Regions from separate parts of the Homo sapiens genome. Here region 2 is linked to region 1. A link is a loop called in an ENCODE intact Hi-C map of the cell type or tissue named here. Cell type or tissue: PC-3. All regions are shown on one strand. Each heading gives the region's core, and the rest is flanking DNA. Links, peaks and the distances in the headings are about the cores only. Region 1 overlaps CTNNA3 (catenin alpha 3). Region 2 overlaps CTNNA3 (catenin alpha 3).

Evidence for each region. A loop is a pair of places that touch in the nucleus more often than their neighbours do. Peaks named below come from ENCODE experiments on the same cell type or tissue, not always from the same donor. Only the 100,000 strongest peaks of a DNase experiment are listed, where the experiment ranks them.
Region 2: it touches region 1 in a loop (5-fold over the local background); 2 of 110 quality-filtered maps call a loop at or near these places.

Annotation. Positions count from the first base shown.
Region 1 is chr10:67,517,233-67,527,362 of GRCh38, reverse strand. CTNNA3 (catenin alpha 3) reads left to right here. Exons shown (of 18, transcript NM_013266.4): 5 at 5,402-5,521. Among named protein-coding and RNA genes, the nearest start is that of MIR7151, 120 kb to the right of the region's middle. RefSeq lists an enhancer at 361-530. In PC-3, for the core only: a CTCF peak has its summit at 6,241 (motif pointing right); DNase peaks (open chromatin) are centred at 6,252 and 8,402; H3K27me3 peaks cover 1,395 bases.
Region 2 is chr10:66,621,708-66,631,973 of GRCh38, reverse strand. CTNNA3 (catenin alpha 3) reads left to right here. Exons shown (of 18, transcript NM_013266.4): 10 at 10,190-10,266. Among named protein-coding and RNA genes, the nearest start is that of LRRTM3, 300 kb to the left of the region's middle. In PC-3, for the core only: CTCF peaks have their summits at 4,356 and 4,586 (motif pointing right); DNase peaks (open chromatin) are centred at 1,803, 4,603, 5,613 and 6,043; H3K27ac peaks cover 1,596 bases.

The DNA.
Region 1 (10,130 bases), core at 2,131-10,130:
CATCATCTTGACCCTTCTCAAAATGGATTATCCATTTGTAAACTGCTGATTTCTTTGGGGACATTGCCCATAAACTTTTTATTTTATTTTATTTTATCTTATCTTTGAGATGAAGTCTTTTTCTGTCACCCAGGCTGGAGTGCAGTGGTGCGATCTCGGCTCACTGCAACGTCTGCCTCCTGGGCTCAAGCAATTCTCTTGCCTCAGCCTCACAAGTAACTGGGATTACAGGTGCATGCCACCACACCTGACTAATTTTTGTATTTTTAATAAAGATGGGATTTCACCATGTTGGCCAGGCTGGTCTCGAACTCCTGACCTCAATTGATCTGCCAGCCTCGGCCTCCCAAAGTGCTGAGATTACAGCGTGAGCCACTGTACCTGGCCAAACTTTTCATAAAGCATCAATGATTTCGTCATTTTTCCACCCAAGCCTCACCATAAATGTGATGTTTCTCACAGCGTCAAGCCCAGTGCTTTGCACAGTGATGCTGCTCTATAAACAATTATTGAATGACCCTTTTGTTCAGTCCTTATTCACTACTGAAAGGTGTCATGATCTTAATGACAATGGTCTTTTCAATTTTATGGAACTTTTAAGTTTATAAAGCAGTAACCTATAAAGCTAGATTGTAAAATCTGTTAGGGTAAGAGTTGTTTCTCTTTTGTTTTCCTCTGTTTCTTACATGTCTGGTATGTTGCTCATTGATAAATATTTGTTGAATGAATGTCTTTTATTTTTCCTCAACTGATTTCACAACAACTGAGTGAAGTAGGCAGGCAAAGACAATTTGTCCTGTGTTATAGATAACACAATCAAAATTGGAATAATAATGACTTGTCCAAAGTGATGCAGTTATTAAATGGCATAGCAAGGACTTGAACCTCAGACCTCAAGGCCAGTGTGCCTTCACCTACATAGAACTATTTCTAATTTAGATCTCAAGCCCAATTTTGCTCTATGTTCTTAACTTTTATAGTCATTCCTTACAGCAAAAAAAAAAAAAAAAAAATCATTTGAGATATGTATGTGAGCTTTAATTTTCTGCTTCAGTTGTAAACTTCTTTTTATTGAGTGGTATTATCATCTTGTAAGTTCATTTGGAAAATATGAAAGTCAATGGATTAAATTCAGAAACATTAAATAATTTCTTTCTCTGTAATACTTTATTTTTGATTGCTCTGTGGTTGCCATATTTAAGTAAGGTAGATTAGCTATTTCTTATGCTTAAAACAATTTCTTTTTACTCTAGGTATTAATATTTATAGAGCATCAATATATTATTTTTTTGACTATTCTTTCCTTCTGCTTTAGGCTCCAGAAACTTTTAGCATTGTTTTAAACAGATGATTTAGGGACACTAAGATCACACTTGGTGATATAATGCTTTCCATCAGGCACTTACTGTATACCCTTTTGTACACATAACGCTGCGGGTATGGGATTTCTTTTCATGTTACAGGTAGCACCCAGCACCTCGTATAAATGCATGAAATATTAAATAAGAAAACATGATGACTGTGGAGCTGGCTCTTGTTTTGGAGCAATGCTACTTGATGTTTTTAAATTATGGGAATTAGTAGGCTGCTGGAGCTCTAGAGTTATTTGAATCAATCGATCTGACTACAAAAGGAAGCCAGGGCGTTGGCAGTGAGGGAGAGGAAAACTTTATTTGCCAGAGCCTTGGCTGCATTTTTTTTTCCTGCTGTTTCAGCCTATTTCTTCGTGTCTTTCTCAAATTACTCCACAAATCTACATAATTTACATGAACTCATTGGATGCATAATTTGTATAGAACACTGGCTTAGATTTATTTATATATGTATTGTCAGGAAAAAGGAGAAAAAATGTATCTGGGAAAAGGGACTGCTGAGACAAAGTAGACATTTTCCTGTTGCCTTTTCTATGCTTCTCTTTCTTGCAAAATAATTTGTCAGCTATTTTAATGTGAGATGAGCAATTATAGTTTCTGCTGTTTTATTTGATGGATTACTATTATTATTTCTGAGCAGAAATAATTTGATGAGAAAACACACTCTGGGAGTGTTGACAGTGCTTACTTTTCCAGCAAGTGCTGGGCTTAGGGATATTGTTTTCCTCTACCCATTCTTATCTTGTATGTCCAAGGTTTGTTTTGGGTTTAGTCTAATTCACTGAGCTTTTTAAAGTTTGAGTTTGGTTTATAACGAGTTAAAAAAAAAAACACAGGATAAATTCAAGGTTCAACAAATTATTCTGGGGTTTTTGGCTCATTTTAAATTCCCACTCAAAACTATGAATAAGTAAAATCCAGCAGTATTAAAAATCTCTTCAATTAATTGTGCTTCCTTTCCCCAACTTGTCTCCAACTGGGAGATCATTTATTTGGAGAAATAATCAATATAAGAAAATTATCATGTACTGAACAAATATAGAAAATCTTGGAGGTTTGTTTCAATGATTAACCATTGTGGCCTATTAGAAAAATCTTCAAGCCAAGTGAATACTCTTTAAAACCTAGGCCTCAACCTAACTTTTATCTTCTGTACTTCAGCATCACTTGGAAAGTAAGATTATTGCTTTCACTCTTTAGTATCTTTAAGCGTACATGTGTGCAGGTGGGGATGGGGTGTGTTTAATAGGGAGCTAAGCCAGAGCTATACCACAGCTTTCATATGACCTCTCCTTGACAATTAATTATTGTTGTAAGCAAAAAAAACTGCTTAAATGAATGAAATTATCATGGTTTTACAGTATTTTGAACTCTTTATTATCAATAAATGGAGGATATAATTCCTGATAACAAAAGTTCAAGCTGAAATCTCCATATTATACAAAGTCCGACCTTTAGTTAAAACATTCTTGTGATCATGTATTGTTACTGGATTTTCTCCATTTCTCCTTTGGCCATGGGCATATTACCTGAAGTGTTGGTTTTCTGTGTTTCTTATTTTGAACACTCTTTTTTTTTTTTTTTTTTTTTTTTTGAGACAGAGTCTCGCTGTCGCCCAGGCTGGAGTGCAGTGGCGCAATCTCGGCTCATTGCAAGCTCCGCCTGCCGGGTTCACGCCATTCTCCTGCCTCAGCCTCCCGCGGGGACTACAGGCGCCCGCCACCTCTCCTGGCTAATTTTTTGTATTTTTAGTAGAGACGGGGTTTCACCGTGTTAGCCAGGATAGTCTCGATCTCCTGACCTCGTGATCCGCCCGCCTCGGCCTCCCAAAGTGCTGGGATTACAGGCGTGAGCCACCGCGCCCGGCTATTTTGAACACTCTTTACAAGTGTGTTTGCTCTAAAGTTCCCATTTGGAGTTGTATAATGTTTACAGAGATAAATATGAAGAAAAAATATTTTAAGAAGTAGAGCTAATATTTCTTAGGGAAGACAAAGTGCAGGGGCTAAAACATGCTTTAGAGTTAAATGGATTTGTCAGTAAAATAGCTTGTATTAATTAAATCATAGATAAAATTACTTAAATTTTTTAGAATCTTAGATAAGGTTTTATTTTGATTTGAACATAGTGAGAATGAACCAAGAAATGGGCAAGGCACAGAAATGATTATACAATATAATAAATATTTCATATAAAGGTCATTAAAATTATGTTGAAAGGAACTTGTTTATTGTTATAAGTGGGGGAAAATGAACTGATTTTGGCTGTGTTTAATATGTTGGGTAGAATTGGTTTCCACGTCAGACTCTTAAAAGACTTCCTGTCCTTTGGGGCCCAACTCAAATTGTCTTACGTCTTCTACGTGGTCTGAGTCCCTCCGTCAGTGTCAGTATCAGTGAGTTTTCCGAGTTTTCACCAATGTTACCTTTATCTCTCTTTTTTTGCACTCTCTTTACTACCTTGCCTTGTGTTAGAGTTAAGGATAGAGTAGAAAGAACATGAATGTTGTAATAAAAACCCAGTTCAATCAAACTTTCTGAAACCCAGTTTACTCAATTATAGAATGAGAAGAGAAATAGGAACTCCTGTGGTTCTTGTGAAGATTAAATTGGAAAGCATCAAGTACCTGGGGCTGAGTGGGCACTCAGTAAGTGTCAGTGTCCATCTCATTTCCGAATTTCATGTCTAGTTTCTCCAGTGGTATGAGTTCCTTCAGGGCAGGAAATGTCTTTTATATTCATAGTGCTTTGTGCATAGTAGGTTCTAAATGATTATTTGTTGAATTTAATTTACTGTCCTGTCATGGAAGCTTAGCACTGTTATTTCCCATTTCTTTTCCCTCTGTCACCTTGGATTGAGATAAACATGTTGCTTTCATGAAATTAGGGATTTAATTCAGTAGAATGCCATTTTAATATGACTTATTTCATAGAGTTTGATATAGTAAGGGTCAAATCATTTCCCTGGAAACTTAATTATATTCTATAAAATCTTATTAGCCTGTCTCATGGCATCATAGTCACAGTGGAGTTCTGGTGTGTTTAAGATGGTCAAGTCTCTATCTGTAGAAATCTGTCTAATGGCACAGAGTGAGAATATGGGAAATAAATGACATAAAGAGAGAGCAAATGCAAATGTCTTGCAAATTACATTACTTGACATTTTCAATCACTAACCCTCCAAAGTATGTTCTAATTTATGAAAATAAACCAAGAATCCAATTTCTTGTGAGCTTCCTTTGCTTAATTAATTATTAGTAGCAGACAGTATTCTGTGGTTCGTTGCAATTTTTCACCTTTGTATTTATCTAGTATCTGATTTAAAAAGAATAGGAGCATTCTGATTCAGCAGAACTGATCAGAACTCTCTTTCTGATCATAACTCATCTGCTCATAGCTCATCTGTGTTATAGAGCAGAAATGAATAAATGTTTGCTGAACATGCCACATATGCTTTGATCATCAAAATGTTAAGTTTTCCTTCCTTCTCAAAATACAAGCTCTGAGAGATCTTTCTTGCTGAAGTTTGTTGGGTGACCTATTCTGCATAGATATTATTATAGAGGCAAGCCAGATTCCATGCCATTATAGCAAAATATCGTGTAAGCAACTACATTTTCATAAATTTGTTTGTTTCCATGATTGAAATGTGAGCACTCTTTAATGCTTCCTCATTATGATTTAAAATTATACATTCACAGTGCTTTCTAAAAAATTTTAAAGCAGAAGTATATCCTAAAAGATGAACTTTCTTTTTTATTTTTTTTAAATGAAGTATGCTCTTTTGTTAGAATGAGGACTGAACAGGCTTCTCATGCATGCAGTAATGTTGGTTATACTTAGAATATGGTTTATAACTCTTTCTGTGTCCCTAATTATTTCATTGAAAGATAATTAGCTAGCATTTGTTATCACTGTATTATGAATGGGAGAAACTGAGGCTCATTATCGACTCTTCGTGTTAGCAAGTTGAGAATTTGAGAAAAATCTGCTGCTATCCTAATGATCTACTTTTGTTTTCAATTTCAGTTTCAAAGGACATTTGAGTCTCTCAAAAATGTTGCCAACAAATCTGACCTCCAGAAAACCTACCAGAAGCTTGGGAAGGAGCTGGAAAATTTGGATTATTTAGCCTTCAAACGTCAGCAGGTAGGAGTCAGAGCTCTCCTTGGTGGAGGAGATGAACACTTTAGGCTTCCTGCCATCCTGCCTGTCAGAGGTGCAGGTGGGTCTGAGGAAACTTATCTTCTAATGGTTAGAGCAGATACAGGTTGTGCTGTGCTGATCTGCTGTGTTCATATGGCTTCCCACAGTGTTCAATGTGGTCCTTGCTTTTAGATGTGTACTTTAGGGGTTTCCACATGTGTCCTTATACCTCTCTTAAAGAAAATTCCTGCTGGTTTGTGAAAATCCAACTACCCTTTGACTAGGGACGCTTCAGAGGCATAAAGGGAGTCTCTATAATGGCTTGGCCAGTTGGCTTTTATATTTGACCTGGGGAGAAAAATCACCTGAAGACCAGGATAAGGTTGTGGGTGTACATGCAACATTAAGGAAAATAGTCATAAATATGCCAAAATATGAATTGATCTTTAGTTTTCTTTGATCTTTGAAGATGAGTAATTTGCTAAGTGTGGAAGATTGAAGGAAGATTTACTTTTCAAATACAAGGTTTTTAATTGCCTCCTTTTGTAGGCCCCTAGATAAATAGAGAGCTGAAATAAACTTTTATAGGGTTTGTTTTAGAACTGGTACTTTATAACCTAATATTCATCATGATTAAATGCTGTGTGTTTTGGAGACACTGCCACAGTAGCTCACTACTCTTCCTAGGCTGAATCTGCTCCAGTTTCTTCACAGCCACTAGGTGTCAGCGTTGTCAAGCTTTTACTTCCACCAAAGGTTTATTCCGATCAGAACAGCCAGTTAAATGTTTAAATGAGGTTGCATGAAATTCGGTAATGTGCTCCATGATGGATAGAGTCTAGAAAAATGACTAAATGTCTGACTTGCATGGCCAGGCCTCGAGTCGATCACTTGAGAGACTTTCCTCTTAGAGTAGCAAAGGGTGTGGCATTCTCACCATTGCCTAATTCACAAGTTTTGGATCCTTTTGGATGAAGGTTTTCAAAGCAGAATTTTCTATTTTTAGTTAAATCTCATTAAGTCAACATGATATGGTCTAGAATTACTGGGCCAAAAAGAGAATTGTGTTCTAGGTATTGCTCTATCACAGATGTTACATGGACATTTAACCTTTCTATGGCCTTATTTTCCTAGGGGTTATATTTGTTTTATAGAATGTTCCAGGGCAAATACATTCTTTTTGCAGACACATTAATTTACATGAAAAAGGATACAATGTCCATTTAAGTTTTGTTTTTTTAAAAAAATTAATGATGATCTAGGTATTAGCACTTGATGGTTACTGAGTGCTACTATAACAAACCCCCAGAGGATGCTGCTTAGCGTTCACACCAGAGTCACTCCTCCGGCCTATGCAATTTTTAGTACAGTTTTGTTTCCAAAACCATATTTTACCATGGAGGGGTATTTGAGCTGGCAGGCAGTAGTCACTGTACTCTTCTGTTATCGTTTCTCATTAACACATTTTCAGTGATTGGATTCTTTTATTAGCTAATTGTGAATTTGGAAGAATGTAAATGCCTCAGGGGCAGAAGGGTAGAACTCTGGGAGAATGGCATTGAGGATAGATGGGTAAATTATATGTGCATAAAGAAAAGATGAGCACATGGAGTGTATACATATATGCCTATATAAATCATCTATACTATTTATTAAATGAAAAGCATATGGCACATGGTATGATTTAAACATTTATGAATTGAATCTTTAAATGCTTATAACAATACAGTGAGGTGGCTTTTGTTAGCACCATTTTACAGATGAGAAAATTGTTAAGGAAGTTAAGTAACATGCCTAAGGTCATGGAGCTAATAAGGCGTGAAACTGGGCTTCAAATCTAAATCAAGTCTGACTTCAAACCTGGAGTGTTATGTCTTCTTGATGGGCAGGGTCAAAGGGTCAGAACATCAGCTCTTCTCTAGCTTGATGGGATTTATCTTTTATCTCGCATTCTATTCCTTTAAAGCTCCAAAACCTGATGAAGCACACGCCAGAAAGTGTTTTTCTTCTAATGGAAAAGATTCAGGCCTCTGTAAAATTGCCAGTTTAGCAAGAAAGTTTCCTCTTTATAAGGTGGTATTCTTTGTATTAGAGAATTAGTCATGGTTTGTTCCCTGGTCCAACCATATTTATCATTCCGCACTGGGACAGAACATAAGCTCCAAAAGGACAGGGCCTCGTCTGTCACCTTTAATGCTGTATCCTCTCCAGTGCTCCTAACAGTATCTGACTCATGGCAAATCCTCAGTAAATATTATTGGTGGTGTTGTTGCTATGAACAAAGAACCATGCCAAAAGGTTTGACCTCAGATTATAGGCAATTAAAATCAATGTGTTTTGCTACACATTTAAAATTCAAAAGAGCATAAGCCTTTGGTTTCCTGGATACCAAGGGCTGAGAGATTTTCCCTTGCCCCTATGTATTATTGAGGTTTTCTCCTAACATATTTTATTCTTCTATCCATTTTTTAAAACAAACAGAAAATGCCAGTGTTAACTCTGAATTATGGATGTCCAATGAATTGACTATAATTATTTTATTGGAGTCATCCATTAGGTTTTATTTTCTGTCCCCTTCTATGATATTTTTAACATCATCTTTGAGAGATTTCTTTCTCGGCACAAGATAAGACTACTGGAGTTCTTTGCTCCATTCTCTCACTTCTGTTTTTCTGAGGTTACTGTGCTTTCTTTCCTAGGTCTGAACTTAGTATTTATTTATTTAAAAGAGTGAGTGCCTGCACATCAGCTATTCCTTGGGTCAGGGCACAACATCTCTACATTTTCCTACTTTCAAAAAGACTAATGTTGAAATAGCTTTGATTGGAAAAGGTGTGAGAGGAGGCTGTGATAGGTGAGGTGGTGGGTTTACTGGGATGAATCAGCCTAAAGTAAACGGATGACAAAGCAGGATTAACCGGAGAATTTGGACACTCTTTTGGTTCTTACTATCGAAAGGCAGGTACAGTCTTGGAGTTTATCTGCTTGGACTACTTGGTTTTCATCCTTCTAGTTGGTGTGACATAGGAATGGTAATAACAAGTTCCAGCTATTATATCGATCTCAGATTTATGTATTAATTTGAGTGCTTATAAATCAAGAGGTTTCCTTAGAGCTTTCGTTTTGTGAAGTAAAACAAAATAAGGTTTGATAATGTGGACTCTAATGTAATTCATTCCTCTCTTTATCTACCCTTAAAACTTATAATAACATTATAAAACACATCCATTTCCAGAGGCTTCTGAAGTCTTTTGATATAAATTAAAGTTGACATTATTGAGTTGAACATTATATAGACTAAAGCACATTTAGACATTGATATAAAAATATGTAAAATTAAATTATTGTACTTCAGACCTGCATGCATGTTGGAACACATCACGTATCTGATTCTTGTCTCTCTGATCACGGCATACTATTCTTGCCTTCTGACCTGTGCACAAGGTTTATATAACTTCGTATTTAGAATGTACAGCCCGTTTCATTTTACATACTTAAATCATTCTTTAAAGTCAAACTGAAGTCTAGCCTCCCTCATAACACCTCCTCCTGTGACCTCTAGTCAATATAACTCTTCACTCTTTGCCATTCTTAGCTTTTATTTGTGTCATACAATTTAGCATTTGATTGATGATATACTCATTGAGAATCCATGTAGTACAGTGATTAGAGTGTGAGCTTTGTAGTTACCCAAACCTGGTTAGACTGTTTGTACTGGATACCTGAGTTTCTTTTTAAAAAGCATCGGAAAAATAACCCTAACTTAAATAGCTTGCTTTGAGGAAACAATATATCAAGTATAAAGTAAGTCCTATGAAATATGTATAAAGGACTTAACATTGCACCTGACATGTGTTTAGTATAATTGGTAGCTATTATATGTTTTCTGTTATTCTCATAAGCCATTTTCTTAAATAGGTTGTAAGTTCCATAAGGATATGGATATGTTCTTTATTTTGTATACTTCTGTGCTGTACATAGGGTCCAGCACTGTTCTGAACATATGGGATAGAATGTTTTTGGACATACATAGTCTAGCAGTTGGTGATCTATGTAACAAAAAGAACATGCTGACACCTCTCAAGAAGGGAGCTGCAACATTTTGTTCTAATATGTTTCTAAGGTGATATCTCTTGATGGGCAGTTAAAGTACTGAGGACTTGTACTATGACAATCTCTTGGGGGAAGTAGGTTCAGTGTTCTGGCTAACGTCCAATTCAGGTTAATAATACATTCTATATATCCAAGCTTCCCTTATGCTTCAGGTATTGTTCAGCACATGGTACTTTTTTAGTGACGATGCTCAGGAGTGAACAACTGCTTTTTTTTTCTTTTACTAAACTGGGTGTGTGACCCCTTTTAGGTAATTCCAAAGCCAGAAGGGTACATAATACCTTGTAGGATAAAAATTGAATTTAAAACAAACTTTTATTAAACAGAAGAAAAATAAAAATAAGTTAGATAAAATTTATTTGATAAAAATGACTGCGGGTTAATATTTTTCAATTGAAAAATAAAATTCTACTTGTTATCTCTTATCTTTTTCATGATAGCCATCCTAACAGGTGTGCAAGACAAGAGATAACAGGAGTTAGTGATGATGTGAAGAAAA
Region 2 (10,266 bases), core at 1,549-9,548, 890 kb after region 1:
TTGCTATAATAACAAATTTTGTCATGAAAACTTTTAAAATATATAGAAAAATATATTATTCATCTCACATTCATTCTGCATGAAGAAGTGTTACCGAATACTCAATAGTAATAACAGTTTTCAGATAATCTTGTTTTCCCTAGGTAGACAATTTTGAGACCTGGGAATAAATATAGTTATTTGTTAACAATATTTGCATCTATTGCTTTTTTTTATTCATTTAGATTTACTAGAACCTTGAGTAAAATATTGATTAACCTCACTTATAGTGGGAATGCTTATCTTAATCTTGAATTTTGAGCATGACACTTGCTGGAAATTTCTGGATTTTGTTTGAGATTAAGAATTATTCTTCCTATTCATAGATTGCTAAGGTTTTGAGTTTGTTTTTTAGTGTAGTTTTGCTTTGCTTTAATCAGAATAGGCATAAACCTGTCATCAATGCTTTTTAAAAATCTATTGATATCCAGTTCAAAAAGGAATTTCAGTATTAGATCTCTCAGTCATGAGTCATTTGTTCATTCTGGGAATAAACAACATTGTCTTGCTTTATTATTATTTTTTATTACACAGTTGAATTAAATTGGCTAATATTTCATCTACAAATTCATGTTTAAATTAATAGGAACGTTGCCTGATAGCTCTTCTCCTTTGTCTAATTTCTGTCTAATTTTGTTATCAGTTACATAAGCAGTAAAACAAAATTATTGAAATGGAAAGAGGTCTAGAAATGAAGTCAATCTGTTCCTCATCTTATAGATGGATGACCAAAGACAGAGAGGTAAAGCAAAACTAATATCAGAGACCGGATTGTGTGATTGAGGATTCATAAAATTTGGGAAGCAGCTTGAGATGCAAAGTTCAAGAGAATATGAATTTCCTAAGTAATAATTTGTCTCCATGTAACACTCTTACTACAGTCATCTCTATGAAGTTCACCTACCTCTATCTTCTTGTAGTATTTGGAGACAGAGTTTTAGTTTTTGATCCTTTCACGTGTCCCTTTAAATAGATTGTGCTTGTTGGGATTCACTTTCATTGATTTTGACTTCTATCATTTCCCTGACAGTTCCCAGCCCACATAATAGGTGCATAATCAATATTTGTTAGTTGATGAAATTGTTTCCCTGCAATTTGCTATGTGCTTTTACAGCACAGTTATATTAGTTAAATATTCTACAGAACCCATAATTCATAATCATTTCTTATTACTACCAAGGGAAGCAGAGCAGCGCTGCTTCACTAGGAGAAAGAGAAGGGCTGACTTGTTAGCCAGAGGTCATTCGGTGCCAACATGGGGAGATCAGAGCTCTTTCTGCAATTATCAGAAGCAGAGCATATATTACATTCTGAAATAGACAATGAAGCTCTTGGATTTGTCTATGGAAGTTACTGTGCCTCTTTCCATCTGCCACACTTGCCAACATTTGGCATCCAGCTTGGGCCCTTTAAGAGTTACTTTACTTGATTAAAAATAAATAAATTAAAAGCTAAATTGGGACCTATTCAGTAGTTCCATATTTGATATCTTAAGTGAAGGTAAAACTTGAAAGAAGCTGCCCCCCAAGCCTTGTTAAGGATGATGGCCAGACTAGAAGAAAAACAAGTACTTTTCTTGAAAGTCCAGTTGTCTAAGCCTTTGTAGAATATTGAAAATGAATTTCAAAGGAAAAATTTCATTCCTCTTTATTTCTTGTCCTGAATTTCTGCTGCTGACTCCTCCCTTAAAACCCATTTTTCTTCTATTTGTCATCTCATGTTCATCAAGAAGATGATACATTCTCAAGCATACTGATTCAGGCATTCATGCATTCATTCACTCCCCAAAGAACTATTTATAGACTGTCTACTGTGTGTCAGGTACTGGCACTGTAGGCTGAATGATGAGCAAATACAGGGGTGGTCCCTGCTTTTATAAATCTGGGGAAATGTATGCTAATCAAATAATCTTCCCAGTGAACATATAATTATAAACTGAGAATCATGCTCTGAAGGAAAAATCTGACTTAGGTGGGCAGAAGTTTCAGGTATTCTGTGTGGAGGTGGAGGACAGTGTTGGTGAAAAACTTTCCAAGGAATTACTTTTGAGCAGAGATCTGATGGATAGCAGTTAAGCAAGTATAAGTGGTGTGAAGGTGGCTGTGAAAAGGGAGGAAGAGAGCATTCCAGCCAACAGAGAACAGTATGTACAGATGTTTTCTGGCAGAAGCAAGCATTGATACATAAAAGTACATTGATATAGCTGAAGCAAAGAGAGAACAAGAACTACACATGATGACTCTCAGGCCAGACTGCAAGACGTAGTAGGGATGGGGGTATGATGTGGGGATGGAAAGGTGATGATGGGGGAACCAAATTTGCATCTGAAAAAATTTGTTGGCTGCAATGTGAACATATTGTAGAGAAAGAACATTTGCTGACAACAAAAGCTAAAACTGGAAACAAGAATAAAATAAATAAAACTGATCAAAATCTTAACTAGGGTAGAGGACAGCAAAAATATAGGTTGGTGCAAAAGTAATTGCAGTTTCTGCCATTGCAAAAACCACAATCACTTTTGCACCAACCTAATACATGATTTGAGATATTACTGAGAGGTAAAATGTTTTAAAATGGATAGATGGGAGAATGAGAGAGTGAGTATTATCCAGGCGACCTGTAGCTCTCTGCCTTGAGTCATAAGACTCATGGGGTTACTTTACCTCATACACAGTCCTCTGTTCATGTCAGACTAGTTTAACCATCATCATTTGACTTGAACACTCTAGGAATGATTAGCATGGTTGTCTCTGTGGCTGAACTGGATATTTTCAGGGATAACTTACTTGACCTCTCAGCAGTTGATATATGATATCATCCTCTTGAAACCTTTTCTTCTCCTGGTCTCCATGACATCACAGTATTGTGGGCAACCTTTCTTATCTCTGGCCACTTTTTCTAAGTCTCATTGAAGGAGTAACCTCATGTTTCTGCCTAATAAATATTAATATCTTATATACCTCCAAGAACTTTTTCTCCTCACATAATCATATCTAATTACCATCAATAAACTAGTAACTTCTTAATTAATATCTCTACTGTAGACCCCCTCTTAACTACACATCTAACTATATGTAGTTTATGTCTTCTTATGTATCTCAGTGGCAACTCAAACTCAAAGTATCTGATTCAACTCTTGCTATCTCCTACCAACCTGAAGAACTTCTAGTGTTCCATCTATCAGTGATTTGGCTAGTGACTTTGTAGTTTTGCTACTTACTACTGTGTCCAAGGGGCATAGACACCATTTTTCCTTCTTCATGCTTCTTCACAAGCTTTTATGAACTGCCATTTATTTCTAAATTCAGAAAGAAGCCCAAGTCTCCTTTGCCAATACAAGTTAAAAATAAATAACACATTTCAGCTAGATTATTTCCACACCCATATTCAAAGTTTTTCTCTGTTTATTTGTATCTTTGCTACAGATTTGTCTAATCTTGATGTTTCCAATGAATATACACAGTCAGACTGAAATCCACTCGGGGCAGTTAAGTTTAATAACCTAAGGACTTTCTTTTCTCAGGTGTTTCCCCCCATAACCTAAAGCAATAATTCTTACCTTTATATTCATACGGTACAGAATTAGGATCATTTTTATTAGGAAGGAGTGGAAGAAAGGACACAGCTTCCAACGAACAAATTAAGTTGTACACAGGACTTTAAAAAATAGAATTCACCAAATGTGTTAATTTCAGACACAATAGACAATAATTTATATTAACAATGATTCAGTTCCAGATAGAGATAAATTATTATTTTTATTTATTTACATAGATGAAATGCTATTTTCGGGGTATTTAACTTGATGGGAAAATATTTTTAAAAGAATATATCATCGTCTTTACCCTCAAGCAGCTCACCATCTGATAGATACATAAATGAGTTTAGAGAGAAGGAGAATTCGCTATAATGCGAGAGTGTGGGAAGATAAAGATATGGATCCTGGGCATCTGAAAAGAGTTTGTGGAAGAGACAATATTTGATCCAGGCCTTGAAGTATAGGTATGATTTTCAAAGAGTATGTGAGGGGTGGTTTTCAAACAGAATGAGCAGCTTGCTGAAAGATAAACTCAAAAATGATAAATTATTTTCTTCAAGAATTAGATGTTCTCTTGTACCTGATATGTAACATGTTCTAATAGACATTGAAGAATTAGATCGTCAAAGGAAGACACTTATCTGTATGTGCAGGAACTGATATGACTGTCTCCTTCCTTACATTTGTTCCTAACACTAGGACATGCAGGCTGACTAAACCCAGAGGCAGGCATTTAATGAGAAGTTGCCTTTCACAGAAATAATTATGGTTATACATTACCAGCTTTCAACTTTGTTGAAAGTATCCATCTGAGATTAGTACATTCTTAGGGTATAAGTTTCTGGCTCAGTACTTACTAAGAATCGTGGTTCTCTGGTTGTATGCAAAGGAAAATAAATTTGGCTTACTTAAAAAGAAATAAAGACTTTATGGAAGACATAAGGTAATGCACATAAATCAGAATGAAAGAAGGCTAAGATTCGACAGAACAAAGAGTGATTCAGGGCTGTAGGTGGCACTAGTAAGTAAGGGATATGCCCAGGCTAGACCTAGGGGAGGACCAGGATCCTTGATTGACAGTCGTACCAAGACTTTACACCACTAGGTTAGAAAAAGAACTGTTCTCCGAGGGAAATCAGTGTTATTACCAAAGGGAGGAATGGATTTTGGATGGAAGGCCAGAATATCCCCTATACTTGATTTTCTTATTTTAATTTTTAGCCTTTTCTCTATTTCTCAAGTAGAAGTTTAAGTCATTATTTCTTGCCTCTAATGTGTGAAGCTTTCTATTAAACTTCCTACGCTAACCCACACATGTTCAGGTCATTCTTTTTTAGACTTTCACCTCAGTACATTTATCTTCGGGAAAGACTGTCTATTCAAACACATGAAAATTAACCAAAATCCTAGTATGTATCTGTGTGTTGTCATGTGTGTATTGTTGTTGTTGTTGTTGTTGTTGTTGTGTGTGTGTATGTGTTGGAGATGGGGGAGGTGGTATATCAGAATCACCTGGGAGAACTTTTAAAAAATCTAATTATACAGTCCTTACACCTCTGTCTTCCATGCGTATACACACTTAATGTATCAGAATATCTTGACAGAAGGGAATTGGACTTTTCTTTTTAATAGCTATTTACTGGTGATTCTATTACTCTTACCATCTCTCTTATCCCACAAGTTGAGGACTATTGATTTGGATTTTTTGTAGGCCCCATTTTATTTCCATTATTGAATATATTTGCCATTCTGTATTCTAGAACAAGTAGGAGAAATTTGTTGAGAGAAATATTTCATCTCCTTATAAAGAAGAACTTCATAACTTGTGTAACTTTGTAACTTTGGGCTGTCCTGCAATGGGACTAGACTGCCCTGGAAGACAATAAATTATCTGCCTCTGGAAGTATTTACACAAGAGTTGCATGACCAATTGCCAGATGGGAAAATGCATGAAAATGAGACAGTGACCTTTCTCCCCCATTGAGAGCTAGGAGACGTGGTGACATGATATTACAATTAACTATATGAACAATATATAAACAATGAATGTGTGACAATGAAAATCTCAGCAAACATCAAGGTTTGCTTCGTGTTCTGGAGAGATCATATTACAGGTAAATACCTGTGTGGGAACTTCTTGGTGACAGACTGAATGATATGTGATAAGCAGCTGTCCAAATAGTGTACTCATTCCTAACAATGATTTCATTTCAGTTTTCTAAGATGACTGAGAACACTACCAGTGCCCCTGAGATTTCAGATAAAACTTAATACTAGAACGTTAAAACATACCATGCTCTGATATTCAATTTATTTAAAATAGAATATCTTTACCAGATTAGAACAAAGTAATGATGAAAAGCAGACTTAACCTATAGTATGGTAGATCTTTTTTAAAGGGTCATTGAAAAAATTTTCCATCTCAAAATATCTGTTTCATTGCCGTCCCTGGCTCTACCACTGGTGACTCATCCTTTTGTTTCAAGCCTGATCATCCTCCTGACCTTGATAGAGAGTGAGGGACAGAACTAGCCTAGGTGTCAGGATTCTACAAGGCCAGGCTCCACAACAGGGAATTTCTCACCTGAAACCATGGGTTAGGGAGTGAAGGATACTATGTTCTCTGCTGAGTGAAAGAAAAGACTCAAAGTCCAGCAAATGGAAATCATGACAGAAACATACTAACTAGTATACAGAACTGGAACTAGGGGTCAGTGCCATGGCACATGGCTGTAATCCTAGCACTTTGGGAGACTGAGGCAGATGGATTGCTTGAGGTCAGGAGGTCAAAACCAGCTTAGCCAACATGGCGAAACCCCGTCTCTACAAAAAATACAAAAATTAGCCAGGTGTGGTGGTGCGCACCTGTAGTCCCAGCTACTTGAGGGGCTGTGGTGGGAGGATCATTTGAGCCCAGGAGGTGGAGGTTGCAGTGAGCCTAGATCGAGCCACTGCACTCCAGCCTGGGCGACCTAGTGAGACTTGGTCTCTAAATAAATAAGTAAATAAAATGAACTTGAACTAGGAACCAGAAGGAAGGGAACAAACATTAACATGATTGTTCAGCTGAGGAATTGTCTGGCTAGGCATTCTCATCTACAATGTTTTTTAGAGCCCAAATAGGGCAATAAGGTCAGCCATGTTTAAAGGGCCTAGAATATACCATACATTTTAGAGGGCAGAAGGAATGGTGGGAAGGAAAGAGCTGCAAGAGAGGGATGCTAATAAAAAACTTCACTCTCCTCTCATAACAAGACACATATCCCTGTTTGAAGACTTCTTGTTTGTTTTTAAATTATTACAATATTGGTAATTATTTTAAGGATGTAATTTAATCTTTCATAAAAATGAAAGAACATTTTGTCCCAGGTTTTTCTTTTCAATAAATGTGTAAATTTAAATAACTACCTTTTGTCCCATTTATTTAAGATAATTTAGATTCTGCTTTTTGTAGACTTGGTTAAGGATGTAGCAAAATACCAATAAAAAGTCTGGTCAATCATTTCAATGCCAGAATGCTTTTCAAGACTTTCTTCAGGGTAGCAAAAAGGACATACACATATTGCTAGTTAATAGTCGCCCTGCCATTGGTTGGTTTGAGTATGTTTCATCCCCCTGCTTAATTTTGTTTTCTTATTTATACAATATAAGATTAGAGAGTGGGGTTAAATGTCACAAAATGGTGACCTGTGAACTAAAGTAAGCCAACAGACTGTTAGTTTGGCTAAGACATTGAGTTTTTCCTTTCATTTCTCTCGTTTTAATGAATGCCTTTCAGTAGGGCATACATAATCATTTTGTCTGGGGACCCACAACCCCAGCCTACTACTGAGTTCAATCTAGACTCAATGTTTGTATCCCATCCCCTGCATGGCTCTTGAAAGCATTTGAGTTTGTGGCTCTTGGGTCAGACATATTGTTAAATTTCTTTAGGCTCCTAAGGCTTTAATTCTACAAAACCTCTGAGAGTATGAAATTTCTTTTTTTCTTTTCTTTTTCTTTCCATTAGTTGAGAGATAGATTAAATGGAAGGCAATTCATACATGGTGAGGGCCACCAGGCTTCAGACTCTCCCCATACATTATCTCGTTTAATTCTCAAAGCATCCCAGTGAGGTCATCATTATCATACTCATTTTATAGGTGACAAAACAAGATCAAATAATTTAATATCTTGCTCATAATCAGAAGCTTATTAACTGTAGGAACTGGGTTCAAACCCAAATCTGTTTGTCTCCAAAAACTCCCGATATCCTTGTTTCCCTCAGTGAGCAGAAACATTCTACAGAGATCTTATGAATACCAACAAAGCTTTGCCCACATTTTGCGCAGATACACAAAGGATATCAAATGTCCAAATATCTAAAACTATTTTTACAGAACATCTTATTTGCAGGCTGTATTCTTTGACCAGCAGGGAATTACATTTCTACTGTTCTTGGGAACATACTTGACTAAAGAGCCATGCAGAATTTAGGAAGAATCATCATTAGAAGAAATTTGGCTTTATTCACACACTGATGTAACATTAGAAAATATGTCATAAAATCATTCAAATTTGAAATGTAAAGATATTTTATTTCTAACACTTTTCTGTTTTGTCACAGATATTACTTATCTTAAAATTCGACCTTGTTTGTACACAATAGCACTAAAACTGCACATGACTTGAAATATACTCTATTACCTAGTAACTTTGACAGAACAGTTCTGGTAAGGAGAAGTTCAAGTATGTGCAGGCATAGAATACATGAAGACAAAAAGAGTGTTAGTATGATGACTGAGCAGAAAACTTTGAGTAGAAAACACAACTTTCAGTTGTGTTGTATTTTCATTAGAGGGTTGTATAAAATTAATTCTGCTAATATAAACACACACTGTGTTTAACATAATTTCTATACTATGTCAGTCACTTAATTGGCTTTTAATAAGCCTCGGTGGCCAGCAAATATCCAGAAGAAGAATGTATACTTTCAAAAGGAAAAAGAAGAAAATGAGGATACAGTAAATATAAGTAAGTAAAATAAAAAAGTATCTACATAGGGCCAGTTTTTTATAATTTCTAAGCTTTGGGTTAACCAGCATTCTTCTAATTTGACCACATTGAGCCAATGATTTTTATTTTTATTTTTATTTTTTTACTTTAAACAAACAGTGCTCAATTTTACAGGTCAGTATTTTTTGCAAATGCAGTGTGAATTAATATAATACAAATTAAAGCAATTAGACTGTCAAGTTTCACTTTTAGTGATTGGGGTTTGGGGAGTGGAAAGGGGCACAGAAACTGTTGCCCTTTTCAAACAACTCACAAATGTGCTAATTATGTGTCAGAAATTATGAAAGTTGAGGCATTGTGACCTTCAAGCCAACAAAAGACCTTTTCAAGTAAGCCATCCCCATGTACATTAATAAAGTGAGCAATGCCCTTCCACAGTTAAATAATGTATGGCTGTTATTTCATTATATGTGAATGAAAACCGAGGAGTTATTTCACTATTGGCATATTAAAAGAAATGTTATAAAAAAGCAAAGACTGTAAATCCATTTAAATAACATTTTGTGGTACTTTTAAAATAGTGATCCAAAGTCATATGTTGTTTATTTCCACTGCATGTGGCTAATGCGTAGTTTCTCCGCAACTGGATGTATTTTAGATCTTAGCAGGAAAAACTGCAATGCGTTAAAGTATAAAACAACTGACAGAGATATTTTAAAAGTTAGAAAAATTACTGTTAGATAAAGTAAATCCTTGCAATGATAAAGACAATGAGATATTTTGTAGATCAGAGAAAACATTGCCTCTGTCCATAAGCCTTACTGTGTTAGTAAGAAGAATCTTGAACAAGAGTGGGGTGCAGAGGAAGGGAAAATAACCTCTCACTCTTCATCATGGCTCTTTCATGGTCTGAAGAAAGTATTTGTAAACCTTGGATTTAGGTCATGGACATAATGGTAATTAAAACAGCACTCATTTTGTTGGAAGAAAATGTAAATTTCAAAAGCAATAATATAAGAGAAATTTGGGTGTCACTAATGCTTGAATCAAATGCACTGCAGGAATGTCAAACAGTGCCCATGAAGTTGTAGTGGAAAATCAAGAGCAGGAAGAAGTTAATTATCTTGTATTTGTTCAGCTTTGTAGTATATTTGATGCAAACAAAATGTATAAAGATACAGTCATACTTAATGCAACTTAAATATGAGTAATAGACCTCTGGGAAATAATAAACCAATTACAAATTTAAAATAAATCACAATCATATGAGATTCCAAAAACCTATTAGCATTCAATCCACAGATAAACTTTTGTTTTTCCAGTCTCACAATAGCTTCTTATTATGGGTTAGATGTTGATACCAAGAGACTGTATAGGGTTTACTGATTCTCTCACTAGTCTCTCCTCATTTTAAACAATTATCTAGGTCCTTTTATTGTTATTTGCTTTAATAGATTCTCTGAATTCTTTCATAAAATAGATACCAGTGATGATTTTGAGAATGTTATTTGTCATTGAGATTCTTGATGAATGTGTACATGTTCTTGTTCAGTATAAGTGTTGCTGCATTTCCTTGCTAATCTAAAATAATTTCCATTATTTTGGATTGTATTTAAGGTGGCAAATCTTGCTTGTTCCATGTCAACAAATGAAGATGGAATTAAAATTGTCAAAATTGCAGCCAATCATTTGGA